2 separate regions of the Mus musculus genome follow, and region 1 is linked to region 2. The links are chromatin loops, found by intact Hi-C in ENCODE. Cell type or tissue: gastrocnemius. All regions are shown on one strand. Each heading gives the region's core, and the rest is flanking DNA. Links, peaks and the distances in the headings are about the cores only.

Region 1 (5,060 bases), core at 936-3,435, 140 kb before region 2:
AACTAAGTTTTTATCCACTTACAAACAAGCAATAAAAACACTTCCAATGCCCTAGCAGAGAAAGAATTAAAAAAAAAAAATCCATGAGAGAGCCTATGAGGTGGGAGGCTTTGAGACATGTTTGTATAACTTGATATTCAGGGAGCAGAAAGAACACAGTAGAAAGGACAGGGGACTGGATGAGACCTGAGGGACAATTCTGAGGGAGAAATAGAGAGGTGGCTTATGCCTTAACTTAGCTTGTGGTTTATCTGTGTCCTTGACCTGGAGACTTGACCCCAACAGGCCATGATGAAATTAGGCCAAGGTAGCTCTACAGTGCTGGAAAATCCTCTGGACACCTTCAAGAGTGACAGGCATCATCCAGGCACACCACAGTCTCCAATTTCCCACTCCTCCTCTGCACTGTGGAGACCCCACCCCCACCCCACATTGTGTTTTGGCAGAGATGGATAGGAACAAGGAGATTTAATTATAGGCTGAAACCTGAAGCTGATGGGAGAGAGATCTCTTCTATTCAGTGGAGACCCAACTGTGGCCCTCTGTCCTGCCCACTGGGGCACACACAGGGGAGACACAAAAGCTGTGCTCAGTCTCTCCTGTCACTCAGGTGAGGACTTTACCTTCCTGCAGCTGAGGCTTAGAAGGGGAGCCTTGGTGTACTAAAAGGTGAAAGGACTGGGAGCCCACCTCAGGCTTTCAGGAGAATCTGCCAGCCCTAGTGTTTCTACAGGACAGGGACTGAGGTTAGCAAATAAAATGACCATATGGACAGGCTAATTTGGTATTCAGATAAAAGAATATAGCCATGTTAAATAATGCTTGTAATATACTTGTCAAGAAATAATTGGTTTTCTTGAATCCCAGGATTCCTGGGCATTTATGTTCTATCAGGAGCCCCCACCCCACCCCGGGAGAGACCACAGGGTCAGCCCAGTGGGAAGGAGCTGCCAGGGTGCAGCTCTGCTTACCTGGTGTGGGGCCTGCTCTGAGTCACTTCTTTGCTCTGAGTCACTTGTTCCTTGCCAGTGTTCTCAGCGCTTGGTTGTATGGATTTCAGAACTGTGGCTGTGGTGGTCATCATTGAACTTTTTGGGGCTGGAGATAGAAGAGATCATGGTTTAGTCCTCCTGTGGATAATCCAGTTCTGCGAATGGTGTTAAGTTCTTTCCACTATGAGTTCAGGGGCTCAATTTCCAGCCACCATCCGGGACTTACTGACTTTATTTGTTTGTTTGTTTATATTTTATTTATTTGTATGCTTGTTTCTTATTTGTTTGTTTTTGGAGACAGGGTTTCTCTGTGTAACCCCAAATCATACACTACTCACTCTGTAGAACAGACTGGCCTCAAACTCAGAGATCTGTCTACCTCTACCTCCCTAGTGCTGGGATTAAAGGTGTGCGCCACCAGGCCTAACACTTTCATTCTTCTCTAAGGAAAGATGATTTTATGGAGAAAAGAAACAGCTTCTCTTTAAAACTCACGTCCTTCAGAGCACACCCATTACTGCCTGGTGTACCATATGCAGAAACACTTCAGTTTTGCATATTTTGCTTATTTCATTTTTTAGAAAAATTTTTTGTATATGTGTGTGGGTGTTCTCTTGTATCTGTGTGCACCATGCACTTGCAGTGCCCATTGAAGCCAGAAGAGGCTGTCAGATCCATTGAAAATGAATTACAGATGACTGCAAGCTACCATGTAGATGCTGAGAAGGAAATCCAGTCCTCTGGATCATCAACCAGAGCTCTTGATCTCTGAGCCGTCTCTCCAGCTCCAATTTTGTCTATTTTCTTTGTTGTAGTTGTTTAAAGCAAGACATAAACCTCATCCTTGTTACTCAATCTTGCCCAGAATTAAAGGTTCTGCAGCTTCCTTTATGTTATGTTATAGGGGGCAGCGGGGTCTCAGGAAGAGACGTTAGCTCAGTGGCAAAGCGCTTGGCTAGCACAGGTGAGATTCTGAGTTCAATTCACAGATCTGTAGGACTGAGAATATCTAAGACAGGCATACAAGGAGACAAGGGTTCCCCACCTCACTCTCTTTCTTGGAAAAAACAGAACAAGTAGAGTAGACTCAGTTTATTTTTTCTAGTAAGACTTTTTTTTTTTTTTTTTTTACAAGGGTTGCTGATCCTGCTGAACCCCAACCAGGATTTTCTGGAATTTTTTCTTACCTTGGTCAATGTTCACATTAACTTTAAACATGGGATCAGGTCCACCTTTCGTAATTCCACACCAGTAAATGCCAGCATCGCTCATCCTCAGATCCTCCATGGTCACTGTGAAGATGAAGTCTCTCTGGTTGTCCCTGATGGACACACGGTTCTTCTTCACCAGCTGCTCTGATTTATCGGTTTCAACAAGAATATCACATGATCTCTGAGGAACTCCTCGGCACCAGTACTTCTTGTAACCCTTCCAGTATGAGGAATATCTGCACTGCACTGTCAAGGAGCCCTGCTCCTGACCGCTCACCTCCTCTGGACCTGTGACTGAATCCTGAGCCGTGCAGCAGCCTGGAAAACACAAACAGACCACTGATCTCCTACTGAGCCAAGTAGAGTTCATGAGCTGAATAACAACCAGAAAAAGGCTTCCCTTTTCCCAAGGCAGATCAGCATTTTTATCCTATTGGTTAAAGCCTCAAAAGAAAATAAAACTAACAAAAGAAAAAAAGACTAAGACAAAAGGGCTGAAGAACCCAGTTATAGCTCTCACAAGATTCAATGGTGACAATGACCAATGTCTGGAATAGGGGAAGTGTCAGAAGACCATGTCCACTGATAGCTTCATTTCCAGACCCAATGCCCTCAGGAGGGTCATTTGTAGAAGACACATCCTATGGCCACACAGAAACCACTATTGGTCATTCCAGCAGTCTCTGGGATAGATGTCCTGGAGGCTGACCAAAATGACACCAAGCAATCTGACCTCCATGTGGTGCAGAGCTCACAGCACGCAGACCCTGTGCTGTCCTTCAGATCCGTGGAATCTGAGTCCCAGAGCTCCTGGGTAGGTCTGAGGACGCAGCACTGTTGGTGAGGGGCTTACACAGCATGCACAAGCAACAAATTCCAAATACCTGCTTAATGATAAAGCAGGCTCTGGAGAGATGGCTCAGTGGTTAGGACCACAGGCTGCTCTTCCAGAGGTCCTGAATTCACTTCCCACTACCCACATGGCGACTCTCAACCATCTGTAAGGGGATCTGATGCCCTCTTCTGTTGTGTCTAGATACAGCTATTAACTCTTAGGAAAGACATAACGGAAGAAAAAAAGGAAGGAGGGAGGGAGGGAGGGAGGGAGGGAGGGAGGGAGGGAGGGAGGGAGGAAGAAAAAGTATAAAGAAAGTTCTTCAGGGTATTGGCTTCAACAACAAAACATTTCCTAATGCCACAAGTTAGAAAACAAAAAATTGCTGAATGTAATTATTTTAAACTTAAAGGACACAACCAACAGCATGGAGAGACAGCCTGCAGTGTGGGAATCTTTGCAGACTATGGGTCTGCCTGGTAGAAAGCCAGGTGAGGTGGGGGTGTCTGTAACCCGAAAGACAGGAGGATCCTGGAGATCACAGGCCAGATAGACTGAATCTGTGAGCTCAGGAGCAGCGGGAGACCATGTCTGAATAAACAAGGTGGAGAGTGTTAGAGAAAGGGATCCAGTGTCAATCTCCACATGTATGTGTGCACCCATGTGTGCACCTGAGAGCACATGCACATGTGTGTACACACACAGAGAGACATACACACAAACATTTTCACACATATATCACAGAGACACATTTTTTCTCAAAAGAACAAAAGTTAACCTCAAAGGAGTAGAAAATAGAAAAGAGGTTATCAGCCTGGGAAGGGTATTAGGGAAGACAGGAGAGTGCTTGCAATTAGAGATAGAGTTTGTAGGACACAGGGGTATCTATTATTTGATGAGAATGACAACTTTTAGTGTTGTATGAGAGAGATGAAAATATGTCTGACAACAGAATATTTCAAAATACCTCATACACAAGATTACAAAGAAATGACAAATGACTGATGAAAGCCCAGCTACCCTGATCTGATCACTACATCTTGTACAAACTTGTGAAAAAGCCACATTGTACTCCATCAGGTTTTCTCAAAATGTGGGCCAGGCTGGCCTTGAACCAACAGAGGTCCACCCACCTCTGCTTTCTGAGTGCTGGCATTAAAGGTAATCACCACCACACCCAGCCCCTGTAAGTATTCATTACTGTGTCAACTAAAGCTCACAGCAGAACGGGAGATGGAGCTGCATCTAGAAACCCCAGCACTCAGAGGGTGGAGTCCGGAGGATCACAAGTTCAGGGGCATCCTAGGCTGCATGTGCCAAACATGAAACCCAAAATACATTTTGTGAGAATTAGTTCATCCACTCACTCATCGGCTTTCGTGGAGCAGCTAGGGTTGGAAGGTTTGTTTTTGGCTTTTATTTTTATTTTTTATTTTGAAATTTGTTTTTCTGCAGTACACATAGAATCCACAAGATGTCAAAAAACTTGCCTTTTCTTTTAGGGGTAAGCAGCTGGTGAATAGATCAGCCAGGTTTCTCTAACACAGAACAGACCGTCTTGGTCGCCCTCACCACTGACATGGAAGTGTCTAAAGCCCTTGCTACTTACCTGGGAGGAAGAATAGGAGTAGAGCAGAGAACTGCCACATGGTCGTCTCCTCTCATGTCCTTGTTGACGACAGATGTCAGGACCCTGTGAGGACTCGCAGCTCAGCTTGAGTTGCCTTTAGGTCTCTCTTGTTCACTTCTCTCAGTAACTTCCTTGACAAAATTTCTCAATTTTGCATACAGGAAGAAGATGATGTCAATCTTTGAGACAACCAAGTCACTGGAAAAGAGTGACAGCCGGGTGAACAGGGAACTTCCTCTAATGAGTAGATGCAATGGGACACATGAACTTGAAAGACAGATGGGAATCAGGAGGAGAGATGCAGACACACAGATCAGCAGAGACAGACACAAAGGATGGGATACAGCAAAGCCCTCACCTAGGAAGTAACTGAGTTGCAGGGGATCATGGGA
Region 2 (5,060 bases), core at 1,464-3,963:
TGTATGTATGTGCATGTGTGTGCATGTGTGCATGTGTGTATGTGTGCATGTGTGTGTATGTGTATATGTGTGTGTGAATGTGTGTGTGTGTGTGTGTGTGTGTGTGTGCGCATGTGTACAGTGTCCTCAGAGGCAATAGAGAGTGGATCCCCTGGGACTGCAGTTACAGATGGTTGTGACTGCCATGTGTATGCTGGGAATCCACTATAAAAGCAGCTAGTGCTCCAACCCACTGAGCCTTCTCTCCAGCCCTCGTCAGTCATTGCAGAGATCTAGAGGATCAAGTTCTCCATAGTCCTCCATGGGCTCCTAGAAGCTGGACCAAGAGCCATTCCTCTCTCTCTCTCTCTCTCTCTCTCTCTCACACACACACACACACACACACACACACACACACACACACACACACATCCCAGCCACACTAGCCTTGCTGACTTCCCATAACTCTCTCTTTCCCACTGAACCCTATATTCATGTCTCTAGACACGAATGCCTACCAGAAAGGAACTAGTTCTGGTTATCGTGGGATGAATGAATGAATGAACAAATGAACCGGCAAACCTAAAAGCCACCTTCTGTTCCAGGATTAGGGCTCCCTGGGAACTGAAGGCGGGTCGGGAGGGCCAGCATTTCAATCTCTACAAACAGAGCCTGAGACTTCAGAGACTGTCGGAAGAGTTTGGCCTAACTGGGCTACAGAAGACAGCCGCATCCAAAAACGACTTACCCGTTATCAGAGTAGTAGCTAGTCAGCGTTGGAAACATGCTGGTCTCTTTTACTGTGGTTGTCACTGTGAAGATGGTGGTGGTGGAGGTGATGGGGGGCATGGTTGGCACTGTAATGGGTACTTGGATTGCTTGGCATAAGACAGATTAGAACACTTTTCCAGCCACCCACTCACGGCATGCACGTGCTCTGCACCTGTGAGGGAGTGTGAGCCCTCCCAGCCAGAGGACCCTGGAGCAAAGCTATGGCAAGCAGTATAGCTGGTCTACAGTAGCCTCTTGGTCTCTAAGAGAAGCCGGAGCCTCTGAGGCAGGTAGGGCTGGAACAAAGTCTCAGGAGGATGGTGAGCAAGGACAGCCATGTACCTCACCTGCTATGACATGCCTCAGCCAATGCCTCCCCCCAAGAGACAGGGAACTTGAAGAGTTGCTAACATAACCTAGATTTGAAACTTTTAAGGTCAACAGCTAATATTGGAGCAAAAGAGAGATGGCTCAGCTGTTAAAAAGCACACAATGCTCTTACAGAGGACACAGGTTCAGTTCCCAGCACCCACCTGGTGGCTTACAACCATCTGTAACTCTAGTTCTAGGGTATCTGATGCCCTCTTCTGGACTCTGTGGGCACATGACACACATGGTACACATTATTACATGTGTGCTGGCAAAACATCCATGTATATAAAATAAATAAACATCCTTTAATAGCGAAAAGAAAATCCTGTTAGTCAGGAAGACACATTGCTCGGGACAAATTAAGAAGCTTCAATAATAAGAACAACCCTCTTCCCAGGGCATTGTCAGGGTTCAGCAGGCTAATGCCAGGTTTGCACCATACTGAACCTCAGGGAGTCCTGGTAATGGCAGACTGACTGCTCTCATCTGCTACCGCTATCCTCCAAGTGCCCTCTGACCTGGTACTGCCTGTCTGATGCTGCCGAGCAGAACCCAAGAGAGAAACTCTTCCAAGCCTATACACCAAGACCTCTGAGCTAGCACCACCACCACCAATGCCACACCACGACCATCACCATCACCACCAGCATGAGCTCTGCACTCTAGAAGGACTCTCAAAGAGAACATCATTAATGAGCACAAATGGCATCCTCTGGACATTGAAGACTCCAGAAATGCAACTGTGTGCGAAGGCTTTTCTAAACCTTGCAAGTTAGGCCACAACACCAGAACTAAAGCTGGTACCATTTCCCTTGGGATGGATAGAGAGGGGCAGAGAACAGCATCAGGTGAAGGCAACACCTGGAGCTCCTCAGAGAGCAAGGCGAACTTTCCACAGAACTCAAGGAAAGCGTTGGCCGGAGCCGGAGACTGGGAACCATTGGAAGTGGTTATCTTTGGCCTGTGAACTGGAGGTGGGAACAACCGCCCTGTCCTCTCCTGGAGTAGACTCCAGATGGAGCTGTGCAGTGAAGAGTAGGGGAAAGTGCACGAAGTTTCCAGGAGTCGGGACATATTTGAAAGAGGAGAAGGAGGGATGGCTTGGCAGTTAAGAGCCCTGGCTGCTTCTCCAGAGGTCCGGGGTTCGATTCCCAGCATCCACATGGTGACTCACAGCTGGCTGTAACTCCAGTTCCAGAGGGCTTGGCGCCCTCACACACACAGACATAGATGCAAGCAAAACATCAGTGCACTAAAAGAAAGAAAGAAATATTTAGAGAGAGAGAGAGAGAGAGAGAGAGAGAGAGAGAGAGAAAACCTGCCTCTTCTAATCCCAAGCAATCAAGGGTATATGGGATTTCAGAACTCTACCTCCCCCACCATGCAAGAGCTCTATTGAGCAACAGCTAATTCCTAAGACCTGAGAGACCAGAATGGGGACTTAAAGAGATATTCACACACCTCTTACCTGGGCCAATGTTCACAGTAACTTTAAACATGGGATCAAGTCCACCTTTCGTAATTCCACACCAGTAAATGCCAGCATCGCTCATCCTCAGATCCTCCATGGTCACTGTGAAGATGAAGTCTCTCTGGTTGTCCCTGATGGACACACGGTTCTTCTTCACCAGCTGCTCTGATGCATCGGTTTCAACAAGAGTCTTACATGATCTCTGAGGAACTCCTTGGCACCAGTACTTCTTGTAATCCTTCCAGCCTGAGGTATATCGGCACTGCACTGTCAAGGAGCCCTGCTCCTGACCGCTCACCTCCTCTGGACCTGTGACTGGATCCTCAGCCGTGCAGCAGCCTGGAAAACACAAATGCATGGACCACTGATCTCCTCCTCCAGGGGTGGGGCATAGTGCCAATTCCAAAAGCATCTTTAATTGAATAGTGGTCAAAGGATAGACACCTCCTCTCCAATACAGGCTGCCTGCCATCCCTCGACATCCTGCTGTGTCAGAAGAGCCAAGAAAATTCTGGAGAAAACAATTACAACCAAGTATGGTGGCACAGGCTTTAATTCCAGTACTTAGTAAACAAAAAACAGGCAAATGTCTCTAAGTTCAAGGCCAGCCTGGCCTACATACCAAGTTCCAAGATATCCAGGACTACATAGAGAACCTAGTGTGGGTGAGACCGTGACTTCCATTCCTAACATCTACCCTCCCCCGACCACATAAACAACATTCAGGTGTGGTGTTGCACACACACAAACCAATCAGTCAAGAGGCTGAAGCAGGAGGGCCATGAATTTAAAGCTAGCCTGGGCTACATAGTGAGACTCTGACTCAAAAACCAGTTATTCCCCCCAGTGTGTGTGTGTGTGTGTGTGTGTGTGTGTGTGTGTGTGTGTATGCACATGCATGTTTAATGCATGAGGCTAAGTGAATACCCAAACAGCAGAGGGAGGCTCAGGTACCCTGTTCTATTATTCTGCCTTATACTTTTATTTTTAAAGATTAATTTTTTTATTTTTAAAAGAATTATTTAATTTATCGATTTTATTTATATCAGTCCACAGTAGCTGTCTTCAGACACACTAGAAGAGGACATCGGATCCCATTGCAGATGGTTGTGAGCCACCATTGAACTCAGAACCTCTGGAAGAGCAGACAGTCCTCTTAACCGCTGAGCCACCTCTCCAGCCCCTTTAAGATTTATTTTTATTTCTCCAGCCCCTTTAAGATTTATTTTTATTTTATGTGTATGGGTGTTTTGCCTGCTTATATATCTGTGTACCACATGAAGGCCTTGTGCCTTCAGAGGCCAGAAGAGGGTGTCAGACCCCCTGGACTTGGAGTTACAGGTGATTGTGACCCACTGTGTGGCTGCTGACAAATGAACCAGAGTCCTCTGTAAGAACAAGTGCTCTTTAATGGCTGAGCCATCTTTCTAAAAGCCTTCTGCTTTATTCCTTTGAGACAGTCTCTCACCTGCATCTAGAGCTATGCTACGGCCAGCAAGCCCCAGCCAGTCATCCCTGTCTCTACCCTTCACAGTATTGGGTGATAGGCACATGAGCAACCACAGCCTGGCTTTTTAGGTGGGGACTGGGATCCAAACTCAAGCCCTCTTGCTCACACAATGACTGCTCTTACCAACTGAGGCATCTCTCCAGTACCAAATCCATATATCTGTGAAGGTCCTCTTACAATGATCCCCATGCTATGCTGATGTAGAGAGGTAGGATCAGAAGATCCATGTCCACAGGACATGGACTCTTAGACCCGGACACCCCGAGGAAGTCAGGCAAAGCCACATCTAATAGCCCTGAGAGGCTGTTGCTGGAGACTCCAGTGGGCTCCTACAGTCACCCGCCTTGGATGAATGACTCTGGTCTCTATATTCCGTGGCCCCTCCCTCACACACAGGTCCCATTGTCTGCATGAACTGCGTGGGTGCACTTGACAAAAAGGCAAACTTGAGATATCCAGATGGATTTTTCCATTCTGTTGCCTTGACCTTGGTGTCCATCCCATTCCGGTTTCACACTGTCCCGCCTCGGAGCGTTCTTGATGGCGACAGGGGTTGCTTCTGCTTCCTCACCTTTGAAAGACTTGGGGTACCCTGAAATGTTCCTTTTTGAGAATAATTTTGGGAGCTAGTGAGATGGCTCAGTGGGGAAAGGTGCTTGCCAACAAGCCTGATGACCTGAGCTTGATCCCTAGGACCTACGTGGTAGAAGGAGAAATCTGACTCCTGAAAGCTGTCCTCTGACGTCCACATGCATGGTCACTGGCAGGAATGCACACGGCCCACACAGGCACAAGTAAGTCAGAGAAAGGAGGGGGAAGGTAGCTTAGCACTTTTGAAATAAATATTCTTCAGTTAACCTATGCTGATCACATGTTTCATTACGTGTGCTGTCTGTCCTTATGAGGCAGAGTTTTCTATTTCATTTTTGCTTCCTTCCCTTCTGTCCTTAACAAAAA

The links. A loop is a pair of places that touch in the nucleus more often than their neighbours do. Peaks named below come from ENCODE experiments on the same cell type or tissue, not always from the same donor. Only the 100,000 strongest peaks of a DNase experiment are listed, where the experiment ranks them.
Region 1: a loop joins it to region 2, with 5 times the contacts of the local background. A loop is called at or near these places in 4 of 42 quality-filtered maps.

Annotation. Positions count from the first base shown.
Region 1 is chr11:114,985,124-114,990,183 of GRCm38, forward strand. Cd300ld (CD300 molecule like family member d) reads right to left here and starts at 4,763. Exons shown (of 4, transcript NM_145437.2): 1 at 4,648-4,763; 2 at 2,180-2,521; 3 at 972-1,098. The coding sequence starts at 4,687. In gastrocnemius, for the core only: no CTCF peak of the experiment used is centred there; no DNase peak of the experiment used is centred there.
Region 2 is chr11:115,123,521-115,128,580 of GRCm38, forward strand. It overlaps Cd300lf (CD300 molecule like family member F), which reads right to left. Exons shown (of 7, transcript NM_001169153.1): 2 at 2,591-2,932; 3 at 728-857. It also overlaps a transcript of Rab37 not described here. Among named protein-coding and RNA genes, the nearest start is that of Cd300lf, 7.9 kb to the right of the region's middle. In gastrocnemius, for the core only: no CTCF peak of the experiment used is centred there; a DNase peak (open chromatin) is centred at 3,008.